Linked DNA regions of Homo sapiens: region 1 is linked to region 2. Evidence: chromatin loops called from intact Hi-C (ENCODE). Cell type or tissue: endothelial cell of umbilical vein. All regions are shown on one strand. Links, peaks and the distances in the headings refer to the core of each region. The heading gives the core; the rest is flanking DNA. Region 1 overlaps NEK6 (NIMA related kinase 6). Region 2 overlaps NEK6 (NIMA related kinase 6).

Region 1 (8,996 bases), core at 246-8,245, 53 kb after region 2:
CTGGAGCCCCTTTCTGCCTGTGCCTGTGTAGACTGCCTGGGCATTTAAGGGAGCCCTTCCTTAACCCCCTGCCCTCAGACGTGCAGGGAAATGGGGGAGGAGTCTCCCTCCTCCCCTCCCCAGGAACCAGCGCCTCCTTGATGGGGCTTTACTTCCTACCCAACCCCTCTCATTTCTCCCTTGTTGGAGAAACTGTGTCATGCCTGGACTGCTGATGACCTGGGCAGTTTTTGGGGAGTCCTCCCTGAGAGGTTGTGAGATTTCCTGGTGACATAATGAGGTGAAGTTCAAGAGGAGGGTGAAGGAGCAGGGTGTTCCCATTTATCCTCATAGCAGCTTGCCCACGCCGTAGGTCATGTCTCAGAGATTTGAAGGCACTTTCAACTTGCCATTCACTTGCTTTGACACTTTTTTTGGTAACTGAAAAACATGTCTATGGAGCATGATGTGTGCTGAGGGCAGCGATGTGATGGCCAGTGTTCGCGCAGGACGTCCTTTTCAACACAAAATCTGGGCAAGAGGATTTTCTTTTCTTTCTTTCCTTTTTTGATAACAGGGTCTCGCTCTGTCACCCAGGCTGGAGTGCCGTGGTGCGATCTCGGCTCACTACAACCTCCGAGTAGCTGGAATAACAGGTGTGCACCACCACACCCGGCTAATTTTTGTGTTTTTGTAGAGACGGGGTTTCACCATGTTGGCCAGGCTGGTCTTGAACGCCTGACCTCAGGTGATCCACCCGCCTCGGCCTCCCAAAGTGCTGGCATTACAGACATGAGCCACCACGTCTGGCCCACCTTCTTTTTTAAATTTCCATTTTTATTTTAGATTCAGAGGGTACACATGCAGGTTTGTTACAAGAGTATATTGTGTGATGCTGAGATTTGGGCTTCTGATCCCGTCACGCAGATAGTGAACATCATACCCAATGGGAAGTTTTTCAGCCCTTGCCCCACTCCCGCCCCCTCTTGTAGAGCCCAGTGTGTCTACTGTTTCCATCTTTATGTTTGTGTGTACCCAGGATTTAGCTCCCACTTATAAAAGTGAGAACATGCAGTATAGATATGTTTCTGTGTTATTTCTCTTAGGATAATGGCCTCCTGCTGCATCCGTGTTGCTGCAAAGGACATGACTTTTATTCTTTGTTGTGGCTGCATAATATTCTATTGTATACATGTACCACATTTTCTTTATCCGGCCCACCATTTCTGCGCACCTAGATTGATTCGGTGTCTTTGCTTTTATGAATAGCGCCGTGATGGACATACAAACCCATGTGTCTTTTTGGTAGAACCATTTATATTCCTTTGGGTATATACCCAGTAATGGGATTGCTGGGTCAAATGGTAGTTCTATTTTTAGTTCTTTGAGAAATTTCCAGACTTTGTTCCACGGTGTCTGAACAAATTTACATTCCTACCAAAAGCATAGAAGTGTTCCCTTTTCTTCGCAGCCTCACCAACATCTGTTATTTTTTGACTTCGTAATAATTGCCATTCTGACTGGTGTGAAATGGTATCTCATTGTAATTTTTTTTTTTTGAGACTGGGTCACACCCTATCATCTAAGCTGGAGTGCAGTGGTGTGATCATGGCTCACTGCAGCATCAGCCTCCCAGAATCAAGTGATCTTCCCACCTTAACCTCCCAAGTAGCTTGGGCTACAGGCCTGCACCACGAAGCCCAGCTAATTTTTTTTTGTAGTGACAAGGTCTCACTCTGTTGCCCAGGCTGTTCTCAAACTCCTGGGCTCAAGCAGCCCTCCCACTTCAGCCTCATGAAGTGCTGGCATTATAGGCATGAGCCCCTGCACCCAGCCTATTGTGGTTTTGATTTACATTTCTCTGATGATTAGTGATGTTGGGCATTTTTTTCCTGTTTGTTAGTTGCTTGTATGTCTTCTTTTGAAGAATCACTGTTCATGTCCTCTTCCTACTCTTTATTTTATTTTTATTTATTTATTTTTTATTTTGAGACAGAGTCTTGCTCAGCCACCCAGGCTGGAGTGCAGTGGCATGATCTTGGCTCACTGCAACCACCGTCTCCCGGGTTCAAGCGATTCTCCCATCTCAGCCTCCTGAGTAGCTGGGATTACAGGCACCCACCATCATGCTCGGCTAATTGTTGTATTTTAGTAGAGACGGAGTTTCACCATGTTGGCCAGGCTGGTCTTGAACTCCTGACTTCAGGTGATCCACCCACCTTGGCCTCCCAAAGTGCTAGGATTACAGGCGTGAGCCACTGCGCCCAGCCTATTTACTTATTTTTTATTTTTATTTTTATTATTTTTAGAATCTCACTCTGTCACCCAAACTGGAGTGCAGTGGCACAATCTCAGCTCACTGCAACCTCCGCCTCCCAGGTTCAAGCGATTCTCCTGCCCCAACCTCTCGAGTAGCTGTGACTACAGGCACCTGCCACCATGCCTGGCTAATTTTCGTATTTTTAGTAGAAATGGGGTTTTGCCATGTTGGCCAGGCTGGTCTCGAACTCCTGATCTCAATGATCCGCCCACCTCAGCCTCCCAAAGTGCTGGGATTACAGGCGTGAGCCACCATGTCCAGCCTCCTCTGCTCACTTTTTAATGTTTTGTTTTTTTTTATTGATTTAAGTTCCTTATAGATTCTGGACATTAGTCCTTTGTCAGATGCATAGTTTATGAATGTTTTCTCCCATTCTGTCAATTGTCTGTTTACTCTGTTGATCATTTCATTTGCCATGCAGAAGCTCTTTCATTTAATTATGTCCCACTTGTCAGTTTTTGGTTTTGTTGCAATGGTTTTTAAGGACTTGGTCTTAAATTCTTTGTCAAGGCTAACGCTGAGAAAGGTATTTCCTAGGTTTTCTTCTAGGATTTTTATAGTTTGAGGTCTTACATTTAAGTCTTCAATCAATCTTGATTTAATTTTTACACATGGTGAAAAGTAGGGGTTCCGTTTCATTCTTCTGCATATAGCTAGCCAGTTAATTGAGTAGGGAGTCCTTTCCCCATTGCTTATTTTTGTCAACTTTGTTGAAGATCAGGTGGTTGTAGGTATGCTGCTTTATTTCTGAGTTCTATATTCTGTTCCATTGGTCTATGTATCTATTTTTGTACCAGTACCATGCTGTTTTGGTTACCATAGGCTTGTAGTATAGTTTGAAGTCCAGTAACGTGATGCCTCCAGGTTTGTTCTTTTTGCTTAGGATTGCTTTGTGTGCCGCCTTCTGAAGTCTAGTCACCCTGTGTAAATTACCTACATTTGTTACTGACCAAGGTTCTTCCACAGGGGAGCCTGCTGCTAAGATGGCAACAGGGCTCCCTCCCAGCCACCCCTGGGAACCAGGATTGAATGTGCTGCACCTGCGTCCTCAGCTGTGCAGGGTGCCTGGTTCCTCGCAGTGGTGTCTGGATATTCACTGAGCCACAGCGCTGCTGGCTGAGGGGCAGGCAGGGGCCAGCACACCCACCTCAGGGCCAGACCTTGGTCCAGAGCAGGGGTTTGAGGACTTGGACAGGCAGTGGGCGCCATAGCAGACAGGGATCAGTCTCTGGGGGGACCTGGTGAGAGGATGGACGCATGGGGAGGAGCTGGGGCCAGTGGCTGAGCCTGCTCTGGCCCCCAGGGCCCACACATGGGGGGCTGGCTTGGGGAATGAATGAATGAATGAATAGGGGCTTGCATGGCTCTGTAACATCTGCCCAGGCTCCCCTCATTTTAGAATCCACGGATGGGCACAGTGCATCCTTCTCCCAACGACTTCCGGGCCTTTTGGGAAATGTGCTCACTATCGGCCTCTGGTGGTTGGCTGGTGTCTGGACTAGGCTGACCACACCCACACCAGGGCAGGATATTCGAGTCCCCTCTGCTTTCCCAGATCCTGGAGTCTCTTTGATATAAACAGTCAGCTTTGTTATGAACAGATGCCAGGGGCTCCTCTTAGCCTGGAGGGCCTGACTTCCAGCCAGGGGGGCACCGTTCTGTCCAGCTCCATGCTCCACTGCAGCAAACATGCAGGCGGTGGTGCGAAGGACAGAGGCAGCGTCTCAGCATGAGCAAATCAGCCGGGCAGCTCTCATGCCTCCAGGGATTTTTTTCAACATTTCACAAGGGCCAGGCATGGTGGCATGCAGCCGTAGTCCCAACTGCTCAGGAGGGTGAGGTGGGAGGATCGCTTGAACCTAGAAGTTCAGTTTCAATCAGGGCAACATAGTGAGATCCTATCTCTACAAAAAAATATTTTAAAAAAAATGATTTTACAAGAGATAGGTCAGGAATTGAGAAAGAGTGGGAAGGATGAAGGCAGGAGATGGTCCTTCTGAGGAGCACCTGCAGGCTGGCCGTGTCTGGGCACAGGGACAGAGAGGTGGGGCCCAATGCCGCCCTCAGGGTCGGGGTGGTGAGGAGGAGGGGGAGGGTCCTTTCCACAAGTCCATGCTGAGTCTCACATAGCTCTGTGCGGCTGCCCTGTTACACATTTCAAGAGTATTGACCCATGTCGTCTTCACAACTATGCTTCAAAACATTATGCCAGTTTTACAGATGAGGAATCTGAGACTTGGGGATGCAAAGTGGCTTTCCCAGTGTCACCCAGGCCTTCCTGACTCCCCAGCACAGGCCTTTCTTTCCCTGGGACCCACTTCTCTAGCAAATGCCAGGGCCTCAGTGACCGGGTGCCAGCAGGGTGCCGGTGGCAGGCAGGCACTGGGTCTGTCCCGTCTTCACTTGGTGCCCCCTTCCCTCTTTCCCTCCTCATGCAGCAACTGAACCACCCAAATATCATCAAGTATTTGGACTCGTTTATCGAAGACAACGAGCTGAACATTGTGCTGGAGTTGGCTGACGCAGGGGACCTCTCGCAGATGATCAAGGTGAGCGCCTGGCGGGGTGGGGGTGCTGGGGGCTGCGCAGATCTGGAGCCAAAGGTGGCAGTCTTCCTTTAGCCCAGTCCCACAATGCTCTGCCTTTAGCCAGAGGCGGCCACCCGGGGACCCTGGGCGCCCCCCTGCAGATGCCCACAGGCCTCAGCTGCAGTCTGGTGAGGGCCTCTCAGGGTCCGTCCCCAGCTGCTGTTGCTGGAGGCCTCTTTCTTTCCACTGGCCTCAGGGAAGCTCAGCTCAAAAGAGCCCATATGCAAAAGCAAGGCGAAGGTGGTGCCAAGACAGGATGGTGGCTGGGAGGGGGCCAGCCATGGGCAGAAGGAACTCCTCTGGCCACCCCCAGTGCCCCAGCCTACCACAGGCACATGAGCCACTTCTCCTGCCTCACAGAAGGAGCAGGGGCAGCACCCCGTTTGGTCAGACCCCAGCTCTTGGGAAAGCATCTTGTAGATCCACTACCTCATTTTAAAGAAGGGGAAAACTGAGCCCAGAGAGGTTAAGAGACTTGCCTGAGGATACCCAGCATTGTGGGTACAGAGCCATGCCTGTGGCCCAGGTCTCTTTTCCTGGCCTGGGACCCTTTGGTGGACATGGTCCCAAGATGCTCTCCCCAGCCCTAGAGGGGGAACTTCATTTCCATGTTAGGGCTGACACCCAGGCCTGGGGTCTTCAAGAGATTGAGTGACTGTTCGAGTCACATGGGCAGGCTCAGCGCCAGGACTGGCTCATGCTCCACGCCCCTACATACATCTTCACCTGCCTCATCCCACCACCCAGGGCACAGGGCGGAGTTCACCATGAGTCTGGTGTCCAGGACCACTGCAGCTTCAGTGAAACAGCAGCACCTCCTGCCAGCCTCCACCCAGCCCAGTACGCTCATGCGTCCCTCACTGAGTCCCCGCCGTCCTCAAATAGCAAAGCTCAGAGAGGTCTAGTCTCCTGCCCAAGGCACCTCAGCCTCTAGGTGGAAGCCCCCAGGCCTGCCTGACCCCCAGGCCCAAACCTTCAGCCCCTACTCCACTGCTCCTTAGTGGAGGTCCTCACGTCCCTACTGGCTTGGACCTCTGTCCCCAGGGCCCTGCTGTGGCCCCATCACCTCTCTACCCTGGATGCAGCCTGCCTGCTCCCAAGTGAGGCTGGGCCCCGCTGGAGCCCCCACCCTGCTCACAGCCGCACTTAGAAACGGGGCCGGATGTGGGTTCTCTGTCTTTCCCATCAGGCACTGGGGATTGAGCAATTGCTCAGTGCTCTTCTGAAATTTGGGTCCTAGGAATACAGGCGTCACTGGGAAGTGGCATTACTTGAGCTGTTATCACCTGCTCTTACATTTCCGTTGACATATTAATGCCTTTGCAGGGATGTTAATCTGCACACAGATCCCTGGTGGGAACAGATGTGCTAGATCATGTCTTAGCTCTTCCTCTCCCCCGCCCCCGCTTTACTTGTTTCTCCTTCACACGGATTCCCTTGCTGAACATACAAGCATCGTGTATCCACTGTGTGCCAGCCCTCATGCCAAGAACTAGGGTTGCCGCCAGCATGGCTCCTGCCCTCAGGGATCCCAGATTCTAACAGGAAAACAGACCCTCGAATGAGTAGTTAGGAGCCAGTGTGAACAAGCCATGTGCAGGGCCTGTGGGAGTCAGAGAAGGCTTCCTGGAGGAGGTGACACTGAGCTGAGCTGTTAGGGGAGGTGGGCTGTCCAGAAGCAGAAACGGTCCCACAGGGATGGGAAAGGGAAGGGAGCTGAGATGGAGACCACCGGATCACGTAGGGCCTGTTGCTCCAGGCTCGGGGTCCAGGACCAGGCCCTAAGGTCAGAGAAGCTTCCTAAGATTCATGGCGGTGAACAAACGTGGTCAGCTCTGTGTTCTAGAAGAAAGACTGGAGGCCGGGTGGAAGGAGAGGTGAGGGCAGGGACGGAGGAGGAGCAGGAGATGAAGGAGAGGCCTCTCCCTGCTGCCACACGGGAACGCAGCCCGTGGAGAGGACGCCTCACCCTCTCAGCCCCAGTGGAGCCCAGACACTGTGGCCTCTCAGTCCACGGAGTGGGGCTGCCGTCAGACAGGCAGATGGGGGGCTGGGGCTGGGCAAATCCCTCTTCCCTGAACCTCAGTTTCCACCCTGTCCCCGGGAACCTCTTGGAGGGAGCATTGCAGGAAACCCAGGCCAGGTGCAGTCTCCCTCAGCTGAGAGAGAAGAGGAGACATGGGGGCATTCTATCCAGCATCCCTTCTCTATGCCAGGCCTGGGATGGGGTGTCTCCTTCCCTGTGCACCCCTTCCTTGGCTTCACCAGAGCCAACACTGGCTCAGGGTTCAAGTCAGTCATGAACCCAGCAGGATTGAGTCTAGGATGGGTGTGGCCTCAGTTTCTGAGCAGCCACCTGGCCCCCCACGCCTCGGGTCCTTCCTCCTCACCTGGCATGGTTCCCCCTCCCACAGTCCCCACCTCTCTCCCCCCACTGTCCCTGCCTGCTCCCGTTCCCTCCAACCCGGCTCAGGGGCCCTCACCTGCAGAGCTGGCTCGGTGCAGCCGCCAGCAGGGGAGGCCTGGCAGTGCAGAGACCCACTCGAGTAAGACACGTCCCCTGGATGGCCTCAGGCGGGTCCCTGTGCCTCAGTTGCCTCATCTGTAACATACCAGCACAATGCCTGGGGTTTGGTGGGAGCTCGGTTCCCCTGGTTCTGCCTGCTCTCAGGCCACCTCTGGGTTTCCAGAGGAACAGGGGATACCCCATGGTCGCCCCACTGGCCTCAGAGGCTGTCAGGCAGCAGGGATTGTGTCCCGAGAGCCTGCAGCCTCAAGGGCTGAGCTGCGCCATCACAGCCATGGTGCCCGAGTTATTTACGAGGAAGAGTGAAGCTAGGAGCTGCCGTAGCCCCAGAACCCACCAGAGACTCTGCGCCTCCCCGCTAAATGTCAGACAGCGCTTATAGGACATGACATTTAGAAAATCACCACTCTCGGCCACGCGCGTCCCTGCTTAAATGCTGTAATGAGGATTCACTCACATCACAGCGTGAATAACATCCCGGCCTGGCCCGCCACAGGCCTGGAGGTGGCCTGGGGGTGGGGTCTGTGCTGAGACCTGGGACGGCTCACCTGAGAGGGCCTCCCAGAATTGTACCTCAGAACAGCCTCGAGGGGATTTACGGCGAGGTCAGGGGCTCCCCACTGCGACTGTCCCACCGTGGGAAGCACCCAGACCTGGGTCCCAGCTGGGTGCTGGGTGACCTTGGGCATGTTCCTGAACCTCTGAGCTCAGTCTCCCATATCAATGGTTACTGGTGTTATTAGAAGTGGGCTAAGGGGGCCAGGCGTGGTGGCTCACGCCTGTAATCCCAGCACTTTGGGAGGCCGAGGCAGGCAGATCACCTGAGGTGAGGAGTTCGAGACCAGCCTGGCTAACGTGGTGAAACCCCATCTCTACTAAAAATACAAAAAATAGCTGGGCGTGGTGGCGCACACCTGTAATCCCAGCTACTCGGGAGACTGAGGCAGGAGAATTGCTTGAACCCAGGAGGTGGAGGTTGCAGTGAGCTGAGATCACGCCACTGCACTCCAGCCTGGGCGACAGAGGGAGACTCCATCTCAAAAAAAAAAAGAAGTGGGCTAAGGACTTGGGCTTTCTAGGTGGGAGGCCTGGGGCTGAGCTGTGTTTCTGCCTCTTTCTACGTGGCCCTCAGTTTCGTTTCCCTGTCTGTAAGATGGGCCTAGCCCTCCCTCTTAGGCCCGGCATGGTGGCCACACCCTGCAGGTGGTCTGAAAGTGCTGGCCCAGCTCCTTTCCTCCACCCATGCCCCTTTCCAGGCCAGTGTGTCCTGGTCAGTTCCCAGCTTCCCAGCACCAGAGCAGCTGCCCTGACCAGCAGGCCCACAGCGCCGCCTCTGCCTGCTTTGGGGAAAGGTGGTTGCTTTGAAGCAAAAAGCCCCTGCACAAAAAGCTGGTATGCAGGTAGCTGGTGAAGAAGTCCTGCCCCACAGGCATGGGCCTGGCACCTGAGAGCCACCCCCGTCTCTAGCTGAGCCGTGGCTGTCACATGCTCTGGGCCTGCCCTCTCCAGGACCTTCTGTTACTTACAGCTCACTCAGTGTGGCCGGGGACCTTTAGTTTTTGTTTTCTTCCTGGAGCACTAA
Region 2 (8,996 bases), core at 421-8,420:
GGGACCCCTCTGGATTCCACCAGAGCACCTTCCTAGGATCATGGCTCCCAAAACGGAAGGGAAGGAGACAGCGCAGTTTGCAAAGAGGCAGGATTTAAGCACCAGGGTGGCCCTGTGGCGCCTCAGGAAAATGTTTGCCTGTCAGTATCTGCTCTCGTTCCCACCTGTCCCCACAAAGCGAGGCCATAAGTCCTCGGCGTGGCATTGGAGGGTCTCTGAAGGCCCTGAGAGCTGTGTCAGCCACGGTGTGTTATGAAGCAAGGCAGATGTTTTGTTAATTATTTACACAGCGTCGGCCCCGCAGAGGACTGCGCTGACAGGAGCGGCTGTCACAGGCCTGGCCGTGGGGCAGAAGTGAGCAGCCGTCTTCCCCTGGCAGTCCTCCTGAAAAGGTCTGCATGGCAAGGCCTGAGGGAGTCCTGCACATTTTATGCCCCCGCCCCCCAAAGCCATTTGGGTTTCCCTTAAACTGGCTTGTTTTCCTGAGCCGGTGGAGAGATCCTTGTCCTCCGGAAGTGGCTATCGCTCTGGGGCGGCTTCTCTGCCAGCTCGTCACACCCTAGACCCAGCTGTAGTCTGTGTGGTGGGAGAGGGTGTCACCAGGCTCTGGAGGTCCACTCCTCTGTAGTCACCTCATGCAAGGAGGGCTTCACAGGGGCCCAGCCTCTACTCCCTCATCCGGAAAACGGGCCAGTAACACCAGGCACCAGCCCCGTGATCCTCAGGCACCCTTGGGGGTGATCTGCCTTAGAAATTCAACTTTAGGATTAGAATTCTGCTAAGAGGTACCATGTGACAAAAAAGGTAGTGTAAAAATCACAAAGACCAGGACAGGCTCATGCCTATAATCCCAGCACTTTGAGAGGCCGAGGCGGGCAGATCACTTGAGGTCAGGAGTTTGAGACCAGCCCAGCCAACATGGCAAAACCCCATCGCTACTAAAAATACGAAAAATTAGCTGGGCGTGGTGGTGGACACCTTTAATCCCAGCTACTCGGGAGCCTGAGGAGCCTGAGGCGTGAGAATCACTTGAACCTGGGAGACAGAGGCTGCAGTGAGCTGAGATTGTGCCACTGCACTCCAGCCTAGGCAACAGAGCGAGACTCTGTATCAAAAAAAAAAAAAAAAAAAAAAAAAGAGTTCTGCAAAGAATGGCACCTGGCATCAGAGCTTTCCCTGAAAGGCCACTAAGGATGAGGAACGTGAGCTCCGGGGAGGCGAAGGGGGCAAAGCCACCTGCCTGTTGCCTGTTTTACATAAGGAGGTTTTGCATAGGAGTCATTTTAAGATACATGAAGTAGCCAGAATAGATAAATCCACATAGACCTAAAGCAGATTGGTGGTTTCCAGGGCCTTTGGGGAGGGGAGACTGGGGAGCGACTGATTAAGGGACATGGGTTTTTATTGGGGTGACGCAGACGTTTTGGAACCGGATGAAGGTGGTGGTTGCACAACATTGTGATTGTAATACATCCCATCCAGCGGTTTGCTTTAAAGTGGTTAAATATATCTGAGAAAAATGTTAAACATAAAAGTTTTGGCCAGGCACGGTGGCTCACGCCTGTAATCCCAGCACTTTGGGAGGCCGAGGCAGGCGGATCACGAGCTCAGGAGTTTGAGACCAGCCTGACCAATATGGTGAAACCCCATCTCTACTAAAAATACAAAAATTAGCTGGGCGTGGTGGCGTGTGCCTGTAATCCCAGCTACTCAGGAGGCTGAGGCAGGAGAATCACTTGAACCCAGGAGGCGGAGGTTGCAGTGAGCCGAGATGGCGCCACTGCACTCCAGCTTGGGCAATAGAGTGAGACTCCGTCTCAAAAAAAAAAAGACAAGTTTGTCTTGCTTTAAAAAAAAAAATACCTCTCCTTTTACAGATGGCGACACTGAGGCCCAGAGAGACATCATGACCAGCCTCAGGTCCCACATGCAGCCTGCTGCTCTGTAGCCTAAATCAGATCACTGTCCCAGCTTTCAGGTCAAGGCTCTGGTTGTGACACCTGGGCCTGGACTGCGGGTGAAAAGTTTTGATGCAAAAACACAGACCGTCCATTGTCCTATGGGCTAAGTGGACTCCCTTCTGCTAACCAGAGATGCTTGTGCTGGCTGGTGTGTGGCACGTTATCTCATTCTTTCATGACGTATGTCCGGATGGAAGTCCTGGGTCAGGCATTGTGCTGGGAGCCCACACGAAGACCCTCTAATGGCCCCACCCATTGGCCTCTCACCACCTGGTGGGGACAGAGGCTGTCACAACCCCTTCTTAGGTGCTCTTGATCAATTTGCAGGTGGCATTTTTTGGGATGTAGTCTCTGGGGAAGTAGGAGAGCTTCCGGCAGTGAGGGGTGTTTGAACCCACCTGGAGGGAGACGTGGGGTTTGCCAGAGGGCTGAGAGGGCTGGGGTGAAGGGCAGGTAGACCCCAAGGTGGAGAGGCAGGTGGGGCCGGTGGGTGAGAGGTGGGGCTGTGGAACTTCCTCCTGCTTCTTTGGCCTTTGCTCCTGTCGGTAGATGGCCTTACCAGGCACTTACTGTGGGCCATGTTCTAATCTAACCCTTAACCTGAGGGAACTCACTTCATCCTCCCAGTGATGCCGTGATGTGGGTATCGTTCTGCCCATTTTATAGATGAGGAAACAGAGACCCAGAGAGTCCAGGATCTGTGGTGCTTGACGAGCATCAGCCTGAGTGCTGTGAGGACACCCACAGCATGGGGGTCTGAGCTGAAAATTGGAGGACAGAGGCTGCCCTCCGGAAGTGACCAGGATGTGCCCTCAGGAAGTGACCAGCTGCCCAGCTCAGGACCTGTGTGAGGGCCCCCAGGCAGCTGGAAGGAACAGTGTGCACCCAGGTACCATGCCAGGGCCCCTGAGCATCCGTCTTGTCATCGCATAGTTGTAACCTGCCTCACAGACTGAACATGCACTCTAGAAGGGGATGGGACTTGGTCTGTGGACCACAACAGTGTTCTCCATGGCCAGCATTGTGCCTGACACATAGGAGGAGCTCAATTAATATTTGTTGAGTGAATGGGAAGTTTTAAGTAGGCACGCGGCCGGATCCTTGGAGAATGTTTATATGGAGTGAACGAATCTGTTAGCAAACGTTCCTCACTCCCCTCAGTGGGCTGTGCAGGGCTGTATTGAGCTGAGCTGGCCCTTCCCTGGGAGAAGAGGTTTCTTAGAGAAATGCTCATCCTCGAATTATTCCAATGAGGAGGAACCTAAGCCCAGAAGGGCTCTACCTCCCAGAGTTACAGGCTCTCCTTCCTATGCCCCTTCCCTGCCGAGGCAGCTCCCACATGTCTGCATAGGAGGGCTTTGGGTTGGAATGGGTCAGTGCTGTGTCTTAAAGCTGCATTTTCTACCAAGCACACACTTTGTTTAGAGGGCATATCTTTTGGGGTTGCTTTGAGGAAAGGCTAACCAAGCCACCTCTGAGCACAGACATGACTTTTTGGCAAATGAGCAGGACCCCAGATTACACCCCATCTTAGAAAGTAGGAAACCCAGCATTGAAAGAGGAAAGATTCTGCAGCTGATGTGGCCTTGGCGGGCCACCAGCGTGGGTGCCCAGATGGCAGGATCACTGGGCACCACATGGCACACAGAAGAGAGCAAAGGAGAGGGAGTCCGCCCCTGGGCTTGGCAGGTCCGGTCGAGTCCGCCTGGATTCAGTTACAACAGGACCTCGAGTGGGCACGGCGTGCCGGACTGAGTCAGTGTGTGTACATTTCCTTTGTTCGTCTCCTCCGGGAATGTAGTGGCCTTTTGTGTGTGTTTTAAATGCCAGCCTCCTTACCTAACCCAAGAGGAAATGAGGACTGGGTTTTTGTCTGTGCAGACGCTGGGACAAGTGTGGGAGCCGCCTGCTCTTGGAGCCAGCCTAGTGGTGACAGCGTGGCATTTGGAAAACATTCTGTGGTTTTCTCCAAGGGGTGATGGGCACACCAGGTGCTGGGCCGCCCCTGAGCTGGCCACTGGGACCCTGAAATGAGGAAGCCCTGTGACCAGGTTTCATGATGCCATTCAGCAAGGGACGGCTGAGCACCACATGCCTTCTTGGCCCCTGGGGAAACACACAGGAATCAGATGAGGTCCCTGCCCCGTCTTCCTGGGGAAACATGCAGAGAAAATACTTGTACTCTGAGCTAACACCTTTCACTCGCACAGACCTTTATGGTGTTCTGTGTCTTCAGACATTGATCACCTGTAGGTGAGACACATCATGGCCCCACTTTCCAAACTCCCAAACGGGCTGTGATCTGTAGAAGTATTTAGTGCCATTCAGGGACAGGAGAGATGGTTTGGAAGATGCTGTCTGCTGTGCGAAGTCTCTGGATGCTCAAATGGCTTATGGGGTGGCATCTTTGAAATTACCCAGTCCTGAAAATTTCAGGACATATGGTCACTGTGATGTGCTAATGTTAGCAATTGAGATATTTAATGACCCAGAAAAACCCCTTTTCCTACCCAGTGCAGGTTACTGGAGAGCCTTTATTTCTCAGGAGGAGGGTCTTACACAGTGTAATTTGGACCAGCAGATAGGGAGTCATTATCCCTCATTCATTTATTAGCTAATTAAGTGGTTTATCTGGTCACACATTTACTCCTTCAATTGCCATTCATCCAGCACTGTTTGCTGATGTACCTGGCCTGGTGCTGGGTACTGGGGGTGGAATGAAACAGAACAAATATGACTGAGTCCCTACTGTGTGCCAGCCCATAGGGTGTGCTGTGTGCCACAGGTGAATGCATTCACTTCCCAGTGGACATTTAACAACCACCTACTGTGTGCAGACTCATGGAGATGCAGAAATGCAAATGGCACAGTCCGTAGTGGTTTGGACACTTGTGGTGTTTTGATGGGGTCTTTAGTCCTGGCTCTCTCTCTGCTTGCTGTGATATACCCAGTCAGCCACTGTTCACAGGCCACGTGGTGACGTCCCCAGAATGAACCAGAAACAATCCAGATGCCCCAGGAACCGACGTGAGAACAAGGCATCCCCTTCACACGTTGTGTCTCAGTTCAGCGTCTTGCCACCACCCAGCATTTTGAGACAGAATGTGAGATCGCGTGGTTGGCTAAATACATAAATATTTTATGTCTCGATATTCTGAAAATGAAGCCCAAATGCACAGAACTGCAGCACATCAGTGCTATAGATCATATGTTATAATAATCTGATGACATGTTGTTTAAATATTTATGGACTGATGCGACATGACAATGGGGGAGAGAGGAGGCTCGGAGCAGAGTCTCGGCAGATGCGGGAAGGAGGGAGCAGATTCCTGTGATCCCGAGAAGCGTCACAGGACACCTGGGTTTCTGATGTGATGTTTTGGGGTTTTATGACAAAAACAGTGGCTGACATTTATTGAGCGCTTGCCGAGTGCTGTACCCTTCACTGATACCATGTCATTGAATCATCACAGCATTCCCAGATGGTGGGGCTCTTATTAACCCCAAGTTACAGAGGGGAAACTGAAGCCCAGGGCAAGTCAGTGGTCCACCCCAGACCCCACAGCTAGTGAGTGGCCCAGGAGCAAATCCAGGCTGACCCCATTCTGCATTCTAGCTCTTAATTACTGTGCCGTGCTACTCTAGGGGTGACAGGTCATATCTGAAAACCCCCCACCCCTGCCTGGGTGACCCCTTGCTTGGTGCTAACTGGACTTTTTTTTTTTTTGAGATGGAGTTTCACTCTTGTCACCCAGGCTGGAGTGCAATGGCACGATCTTGGCTTACCGCAACCTCTGCCTCCCGGGTTCAAGCAATTCTCCTGCCGCAGCCTCCCGAGTAGCTGGGATTACAGGCACCCACCACCACGCCCGGCTAATTTTTTTTTGTATTTTTAGTAGAGATGGGTTTCACCATGTTGGCCAGGCTGGTCTCGAGTGATCCGCCTGCCTCGGTGGACTTTCTAAATCACAGGAAAGGAAGGTGATGTCTGTAAAATGTCGGATGGGATTGGAAGGCACAAGGAATGAATAGCTTAGGAGGGGCAGGGAGTCGTGTGGAAGGGCCACTGCAGCCCGGTGCCTGGCACATAGTAGGTGCTCAGGAAATGTGGTTCTTGAGCCTCTGCCCTTCTCTTTGTTGTTGGTTTTGCAGAGTCATTAAGGGAGTTTACTGCAGACTGTCCCCCATATAAGTGTCCTGTGGCCCCTGAGCCTTTGCCTCAGCCTCTCTCTCTCCCTGCAGTGCCCTGGGAGGAATCAACTGACAGCCCTTTCAGTCTCCCACAGTCCAGCCAGTTAAATCAAGGTGTTCCCCTTTTATAGAGGAGTCTCCTAGAGCCAACCGCAGCATCCCTGCCTTTGGGAGCCACCTGGAATGTGCCAGCTGCAGTAGCCGTTCCTTCCACGCCCCCCCCCCATGCTGTCTGTGGGGCTTGCCACTGAGTGCTCCATCTCCCCATGTGCTCCATCCCCCGGCATCTGCTGCCATTGGTCCTGCCTGTTGCGTTACTTCTCTGTGCCCTGGAGCCCCTCAAGCACAGAGGCCTCGAAAGGTTGATCAGACATCCTCAGCACCTGGAGCGGGGCCTGGCACACAAGACGGCAATGAACGGCCAACCCTAGAAGTTCACCCCACAAGACCTGCAGGGCGGGGGCTGAGTGTCCAAGAAGCCTCTTGGGAAGGGATGGTCTTAGACCTAGTGGTGTCTTCCCATTCTGCAGAGGCCTAGGGATGTCCCCAGGTCCCCAGAGTGGGAGGGGAAGGGTCAGAAGTCCATGGAAATAAAACACAGGGCCAGCTACAAAATTTGTGGGGCCCAGTGCAAAATGAAGATGCAAGTTCCCTTGTTCAAAAAGCAGTAAAAAAAAAACACAAAAGTTTTTTCCTTTCCTTTGCAATCTCTTTCCATCTGTCATGATGTTTTTTGTTTGCTATTTAATGTCTCACTCCCTGGACACAAGATACTTTCAGGGTGAGTGCAGACCTCACAGGTGTGGGCACACCTGCCCCCGACCCTCCTGCCTGCATCCGGGCCCCTGCTGCAGGTAACGGGTGGCAGAGGTTGCTGGGTGCGGGAGCAGGCAGCTGAATACCCGTCCTGGGGAGGCAGCTGAGACTCTGTGCTGCCAGCATGTGCTCCATTATTCCACCAGACTCCACTTAACACAGATTCAAAGATGACATGAAGCATTTCAGGACAGTGAAAGCACAGCATGAAGCCCTACGCTTGGGGCTCCCTTCTTAGGGCAGGGCCAGGTCACCTGGACATGAAGCCAGCCTGATGGGAGGGGCCATAGCACCCACACACACATTTCACACAGAGCAAGGGCCTTATGTTGGTTCTCTCCACAGAGCTGGGGCCAGATCTGATTTGAAGGGAAAGTTCTGTGTTAAGCACTGTCTGCAGACTGCTGGCCCAGCAGGTTAGTCGGCCAGCCAGGGGCTCTCCCTCTTCATCCGGAGCCTCTGGTGCCAAAGACACACCATGGTCAGCCCTCCCTGACTTAATCTCTCACACCATTGCCAGAGATTGTTGCAGTAACAAACCCAACCCCTCTGACTTCCGCTCCTTGAGTGACAAGGGTCAGAAATCGAGTGGCGCGGTTGCCAACCTTCTCACTCAGGAACAACGCCAAACACGTGGTGCCCCAGAGATCAGAGAGGGTGAGGAGCTTGGATTCCACCAGCTGTCACGCTGTTCCCAGCCCCAAAATGGGGAGGCTCAGCACCCACAGGGAGTGACGTCTGGTTACTCTGAAAACATGGACAAGGAGGCTCAGGTGAGGGGTACTTACTTAGTACCCACTGTGCACCGGAGACCCGGCCAAGTACTTTCCGTGTGTTGCCTTCGTTAATCCTCGTGACAACTTTGAGCTGATCCTGTTTTTCAGATGAAGTTAACTGAGGCTCAGAGAATGAAGCTGCCAGTCCAAAGCCATAAACCACACACTTTGGAAACTGAGATTTGAACCCAGGCCCGGCTGGCCCCAGAGTTAGTGCTCTTTGCACACGAATCCCAGGCACACTGGCTGGCTGAGGTCCCTCCCTGGCTGGGCCTCTTGCCCCCACCGTCTGCTGCATCTGCATCTGCAGGACAGGGGCCAGACCTCAGCGCTGCTGCCTGTCCACTCCTGCCCCTGAGCAGTCCATCCTTGTTCTTGGCAGGGAGCAGATCTCAGGGCCACAGCTCCAGCTTTTCTCCTGCAAGGCCTGGCCAGCTCTGTGGCTGTACTTGTGCCCAGAGAGACAGGTGGCAGCGGCAGAGTTAGGCACACCTGGCCGTGAGCCACACCCACCTTGTGCTCCCCGTGTCTCCTGGGCTTGTTACCGCCCACTCAGGCCTCTGTTTTCCCATTTGTGGAGCAAGGGGTAATAGCAGATCCTGTCTCTGGGGCAGTTTTCCCAATCTATTGTGGTAAGGGTGTATAGTCCTCAGTTCCACGCCAGGCCCAGAAGAGGCCTTTGATACTCTGTGTTGATGGTAAACGACATGGTATGGGGTGAGCTCGGAGCTTGGTGGCCCCTGTGACGCTCTGGGGAGCGCTTCCCCAGGCCACAGGGCAGGCTCTCAGTCCAGAGCTGCCCTCCCTAAGGAATTCATCCCTTCCTTGTTTTCTTTGTTCATTCATTTCATCCCACAGATCCAGGCGCTCTGCTGAGATACAGTAATGAGCCCCAGGCATGAAGTCCCTGCCTGCACAGGGCTGGTGCTGTGGTTCCTAAACAAGAAACCGGTGCAGGGTTCCTGGCCAGGCAGTGCTGGGGAGAGGTAGCTGGGACAGCGTGGTGGCCCATGGCTGCCACAAAGAATGGAGTTCCTTCAATCTCTTTCTTCCATTAAAGGGCAATCCCTGGGGATTTAACATGCTGCCTTTCGTGTGAGGTCCCAGCACTCCCAGCGTCCTGGGAAGGCCTCATCGGGCTTTGCTTTGCTTCAAGGTGTCTTTGAGAAATCAGTTTTTCCAGTTGCAATGTGGGAGTTTTCCCCAGGCTCTCCTGAGACTCACAACCGCTCCCCCTAACGCTGCTGGTCAT

Evidence for each region. Hi-C counts contacts between places; a loop is a spot of excess contacts. Peaks named below come from ENCODE experiments on the same cell type or tissue, not always from the same donor. Only the 100,000 strongest peaks of a DNase experiment are listed, where the experiment ranks them.
Region 1: it touches region 2 in a loop (3-fold over the local background); 12 of 110 quality-filtered maps call a loop at or near these places.

What each region holds. Positions count from the first base shown.
Region 1 is chr9:124,316,722-124,325,717 of GRCh38, forward strand. It overlaps NEK6 (NIMA related kinase 6), which reads left to right. Exons shown (of 10, transcript NM_014397.6): 5 at 4,738-4,848. Among named protein-coding and RNA genes, the nearest start is that of NEK6, 63 kb to the left of the region's middle. RefSeq lists enhancers at 7,894-7,973, 7,984-8,033, 8,523-8,572. In endothelial cell of umbilical vein, for the core only: a CTCF peak has its summit at 3,787 (motif pointing left); a DNase peak (open chromatin) is centred at 3,760.
Region 2 is chr9:124,263,703-124,272,698 of GRCh38, forward strand. All of the region lies in intron 1 of NEK6 (NIMA related kinase 6), which reads left to right. LOC124902268 (a long non-coding RNA gene) reads left to right here. Exons shown (of 2, transcript XR_007061765.1): 2 at 6,204-6,838. Among named protein-coding and RNA genes, the nearest start is that of NEK6, 10 kb to the left of the region's middle. RefSeq lists enhancers at 251-864, 296-385 and a silencer at 1,366-1,425. In endothelial cell of umbilical vein, for the core only: no CTCF peak of the experiment used is centred there; DNase peaks (open chromatin) are centred at 3,759 and 7,429; H3K27ac peaks cover 4,423 bases.